Linked DNA regions of Homo sapiens: region 1 is linked to region 2. The links are chromatin contacts, found by Hi-C or POLR2A ChIA-PET in ENCODE. All regions are on one chromosome and are shown on one strand. The core of a region is the stretch at or near the end of the contact, and the rest is flanking DNA. Distances in the headings are between cores, read along the strand shown.

What was found. A loop is a pair of places that touch in the nucleus more often than their neighbours do. ChIA-PET counts read pairs that join two places held with the same protein, here RNA polymerase II (POLR2A). Pooled maps may share reads with other maps.
Region 1: a loop to region 2 is called in a pooled map, with 2.8 times the contacts of the local background. The contact joins two enhancer-like sites. A Hi-C loop is called at or near these places in 1 of 168 maps with a recorded cell type or tissue (endothelial cell of hepatic sinusoid) and 5 of 50 pooled maps. POLR2A ChIA-PET finds 5 or more read pairs at or near these places in 10 of 52 experiments (CD4-positive, alpha-beta T cell, CD4-positive, alpha-beta memory T cell, HEK293 and 6 more).

The regions. Positions count from the first base shown.
Region 1 is chr17:78,818,112-78,820,811 of GRCh38, forward strand. USP36 (ubiquitin specific peptidase 36) reads right to left here. Exons shown (of 21, transcript NM_001385174.1): 9 at 1,819-1,901; 10 at 556-667. Among named protein-coding and RNA genes, the nearest start is that of USP36, 21 kb to the right of the region's middle. Within about 2 kb of position 1,385, at least 6 of the 41 ENCODE cell types and tissues checked have a DNase peak (open chromatin) inside an H3K27ac peak, as active enhancers do.
Region 2 is chr17:78,704,987-78,707,686 of GRCh38, forward strand. The region is part of intron 3 of CYTH1 (cytohesin 1); the gene reads right to left. Among named protein-coding and RNA genes, the nearest start is that of SCAT1, 74 kb to the left of the region's middle. Within about 2 kb of position 1,390, at least 9 of the 41 ENCODE cell types and tissues checked have a DNase peak (open chromatin) inside an H3K27ac peak, as active enhancers do.

The DNA.
Region 1 (2,700 bases), core at 135-2,634, 110 kb after region 2:
ATACCATCGTGTCAAAAGTAGTTTTTCTAAACTCCATATTTCATAAAAAGCCAGAGCATGCAACGGCACCTGTTCTAGACATCAAAAGGACATGGACAATGCAAGTCCCACCGCCCAGTGCTCATCACACTCATCTGGAGAACCCTGAAAGTCCCTGCCAGGACCAGCCCAAGCACAACCAGAAGCTGCGGTAAATCCATTAAGACAGTGGCCCTGGAACTTGACTGTGTATAACAAGCATTCAGGGATTTTGCAAAAATGCAGATTCCTGGGCCCTGTCCTCCAGAGATTCAAATTCACTGGCACTGGGATAAACCCAGAAACGTCTATTTTTAAAAGGCGTCCCAGGTTGCTTCCCCTCTCTGTGACTGTCTTCCCGTCCTGGACAAGGGCGAAACTACAGTCCCTACTTCACAATATGTGTAGAACCTTTAGAACAGGGACAGGTACTGTGTAAACAGCAGCTATCAAACTCGTGGCTATCACTTTCTTCGTGTTATTCTGATGCCGACTGTGGCCCACGGAGCTGCCTGGGATGGTGTCACGAGCGCTCACCTTGGTGATCTTCCCCCCGCTGAAGTTGGCAAAGCGCTTGAGGGAAAGGGTTAAGACGTTGGATGTTCTGTGGATGGTGAAGCGCTTGCTGGCTGGAACCTTCTTCTTGCATCTATGAAGAAGGTGATGAGAAAGATTAATGAATGATTGATTCGTGCTCTGAAAAATGTTGTCTTAACGCTAAGTTAATAACAGCAACAACTGCTCTGTAATAGTGGAATCTTCATCAATGAGATTTCGACCTTCTGCTCCTCTCAAAATCACATTAAGCATGCCTCAAGTAAAGGAAAGCTACCACAGGGAAATAAGACTACAGAAAGTGGGAAGATTCTAAAGCAAAAAAATAAAAGTACTGTACCCACCAGGAAACTAAATAAAATACAGGAAAAAGTTGCTTTGGGCCAACACAGGAAAGAGCAAATTAAAGCAGATGTGGCTGAGTGATAAAACGGGCAGGCAGGAAGTCAACGTAAGCAAAGCTAGAAGATGCGCAAACACAGGGAGAGAAAACAGAAGCAGAGGCGCGCAGCTTGGAGAGCTGCAGGAAACAGACCTAAAGAAGAGTAAAGCAGAATTAAGAATATATTCTTTAGTGCCTACAGCTTTACAAGGACCTAGATATAAAGATATTCAGCCGGCTGTAGTAGTGTGATCCCAGCACTTTGGGAGGCAAGGCAGGAAGATCACCTGAGTTCAGGAGTTCGAGACCAGCCTGGCCAACAAGGTGAAACCCTGTCACTACTAAAAATGCAACAAATGACAAAGTAAGAGTTCTATCTGCAGAAACGGAAAAATGTCCAAAACCAGTTAAGTAAAAAATGAAAGCCAAAGAAAACACTCCTTAAGAGGCAAGAGAGCAGCTGGTTGGGCACAGTCCCTGGGGCGGCCGCCCGGTGCCAGCCAGTGTGAACTGATGTGAGCTCGTGCTCTGCCACGTCCTCTTGGTGTGGCCCCATGGCTGGTCACTTCACTTCTCTGTGCCTCAGTTTCACCATCCCTAGCAATGGGAAACCACAGCCCCTACTGCACAATATATGCGGCATCTTTAGAACAGGTATGGTGTAAACTGTAGCTATAAAAATCATAGCTATTGCTTCATTCGTGTTATTTAGAAGTTTGAGTTTTTAGGACACACATAGGTTCCTCAAGAAATGCGAGCAGCGGTCACCGCTAAGGAAGAGTGGGTGGGCACAACACTGTCAGGTGAGGGGACTTATTTCCCGTCTGGTATCAGTCTTCTGCCACAAGCAACGTGAAACTTACTTAGCACACATGTAGGCATTCTCTCCACTCAGGACATCTGCTTTCACAAAAAGTTCCAGAGCACGCACAATATTCGCAGCTTGCTGAGGAGGACAAAAACAGGGAGTAAAATACACAGCAGAGGAAAAAGGCTGATTCAAGAAATGCCAAATTTAAGGTCTTTTTTAGGCTGAGGCAGCAAATCACAGAACTTAGACTCGCATAAAAATTTGCCCACTAGCTGCCAGATTGGGACTCCTTCTCCAGAGACAAGAAATGAAAGCAGCCAGGAACAGCGGCTCACGCCTATAATCCCAGCACCTTGGGAGGCCGGGGCAGGAGGATCATTGAGGCCAGGAGTTTGAGACAAGCCTGGGCAACATAGCAAGACCCCTGTCTCTGCAAAGAAATTTAAAAAATTAGCCAGGCGTGGTGGTGCATGCCTGTAGTACCAGCTGTGTGGGAGGATCACTTAAGCCTAGAGGTCAACACTACAGTGAGCTATGATTGCGCCACTGCACTCCTGCCTGGGCCACAGAGCAAGACCCTGTCCCTCAAGCCCCTATAAAAAAAAAGCAAAGCAAAGAAATGACAGCTGCAGGTCTGCCATGAATCAGTCACTTTTATCAGGATGATCTTGTAGCTGGACCTGCTCTGGAGCTTGGGTTGGCCCAGCAAAGGCAGACCACCCTCCCGCACCCTGTAGCTGCAGCAGGATGTGCGACAAAGCCAAGGCTGCTCTCCCAGGTGAGGCCCACAGAGCCACCAAGCTCCAAAGGCTGCACGCCGCCCAGAGCACACAACAGACTCTCCTCAAGCCCTGGGGACAGCGTTGTTCCTGTTCATGCTTCAGGACACAAAACCCAATTTTACCATTTTTTTCTTTAAATAAAAGGATACGCT
Region 2 (2,700 bases), core at 140-2,639:
GAAATTCCTATTTAACTAAAATGATTGTCTAATCATTTTTTTCTAAATCCAGGAAGATTACTTTGATCAGTATTTCCAAACAAATACCACAAGGAAGGCCTGTTTCATGGTTTCCAGTGTAAGTGGTGAGGCAGCGTCAGAGGTGCCCACAGAAGCAAGGGGTGAAACTCCTGGGAATGCTCAGCTTCCTGGGCCTCAGTCCAGTCCTCACCAAAGGCTTTCCTGCAGCCACCAGAACGCACACTCCCAGATATCCGCCAGTCACAGTCTGTGCCACATGACTGCCTGGGACACACACCAGAGATGGCTCCCTAATTTCATTAGCTAGCCAGCTCACTTCTCTATCTGCCCCACTTGGAGCCCCTATAGCTCTAGGCCTTAGGCAGCTACTTCTCTAAGTGGCTTTCCCCAGCCTACACAGGTCTGACACCCCAGTTAAGGTGTCCAAAGGAAAACAGCTTACTGCTACTGGATCGCCTTAGTTAACTGACGCGTATACATTTCAGAAAGTGAAATCCTGTACTACATGAGTATATTATTTCTGCTTGATTAAATAGTATTTAGGATCATTCCTACAAAATGCATCAGATCGTCGATGAGAAACATGAATTCTCTCCTATAAGAAAGTCCGAGCAAATGTAATGCCTGCTTGAGAAACAAATGCAGGGTGAGCCTGAGTACCCGTATGGATGGATCCTCAGGGATGTGCAGAATCACTTCCGTCTTGGCGCTTTCGATACCGGAAAACCATTTTAAGTTCCAGATTAAAAAATAATAATAACCTAAAGACTACTTCCTGACTCACAACTTCAGATGCAGTTCATGAGTTACAAGTCTTCCCAAATTCACTGGCTGAGTACTTTGGATGCACTCACGTTCCTGGTGTCTGCGTTTCCTTGCTGTTCTATGGTAACTGACAGAGAATTAATCAAGAGAAAAACAAAGGGCACACTGAATTCTGAATATGTGTGTGCAGACACCGGAATATACAGAAAGGAAACGTACCAAAATATGAATCCTGATTATCTCTGGGATAAGTGTTTATGAGAAATTTGTTTTTTATACTTTTCTGTATTTTACCAATTTTCTGCAGTAAAGGTGTATTACCTTTATAGTCAGAAAAAAGCCATTTTTTTTTACATTTTTAAGATCGAGGTAAAATTTACATTTAACAAAATGCACACACCTTAAGTGCACAGTTCAATTTGTTTTGATGAGTGCATATACCCTTGAAGCACCACTCAGATTAATACAGAATATTCCTGCCATCCCTGTAAGTTCCCTATGGCCCTTCCTAGTCAACCCCACCCCACCCCGCCCCAGCAACCACCTCGGAGGCAGCACTGTCATGATTTCGGCTAGCACACTAGCACAGCTTAGTTTGCATGTTCTAGATGCTCACGCATGGAAGCACACGGTGCCCACAGTTTCTTTCACTCATCACAATGTTCGTGAGATTCATCCGTGCTGCTGCACGCTAGCAGTTCATTCCTTCACACTGCTGAGTAATAGTCTATTACCTCGACCTGTTTATCCAGTCACCTGCTGGCAGCCATTCAGGGTATTTCCAGCTTTTGGTTATTTTATATAAGAATGCTATAGATATTCTTGTACAAGTCTTTGTATGGACATGTTTTCATTTCTCTTAAGTAACTAGGAGTTGAATTGCTGATGAAACTGCCAAACTTCTTTCCCAAATGGTTATATTATTTTATTCTCACTAGCACTTGCCAACATGAGGTACCATCAGTCTTTTTAATTCTAGCCATCATAGGGGATGTGAAGTACCGTTTCATGGTGGTTTTAAATTACATCCCCTACAACTAATGATGTTAAGCATTTTTCATGTGTCTACTACACATATGGCTTCTTTTGTAAAGTGTCCAAGTTTTTTGCCCATTTTCTTATTTGGGCTGCCTTTCTATCATATATTCTAGATACAAGTCCTTTTTCAGATATATTTGTTACAAATATTTACTTCTAATCTGTTGCCTGTTCATTTCTTTTAATAGTTTTTAATAGTTTTATCTTTTACAAAAGCGGAAGTTTTAAATTTTTATGAAGTCCAACGTATCCGTTTCATTTAAGCTACGAGTGTTTAAAATGGAAAGAGGGGAAACTAATCCAAAATACCAAATGGACAATACAGAGACTGGCCGTGGTGAGCTGGCTGCCTTCTGTGGAGGACTCAGCCTCACTATACCCTGAAGGCACTGCCCACAGGAGTCTAAAACAACAAATCAAACAGTCCTACGAAGCCAGACAGGAAGACTTAGGCTTAGAAAAATACAGACATGTAGTGAATTGGAAACAGCTCATTTATTGCATTAAGCAGTCAGAAAACGGTCTGGGAACCCCATTCAAAACTAAACTCTCAAAGTCACTAACATTTCATGAAAATAAAAGGAAAAAAAAAAGCAGAGTCCTTGTCCTTTTATACTATCATCGCATTTCTACATTTTCTTCCCTTAAGCATTAGGAAGGTGCAAATAAGCTCACGATTATCCTCAGACATGACTGGACACTCCAGCCCTTTGAAATCGTATCAGCAGCATTCATTAAGCTTTTCCTTTACACAAAGGAAAAACAGAAACTTTAAAATGCACACCGACAGTGGACAACAGAGGGGAGTAATTCACATAAAAATTTAGGAGCAGTTTAAGGCTTTCTGGGACCTTTGAAGTTCTCCAGTTCAATTTT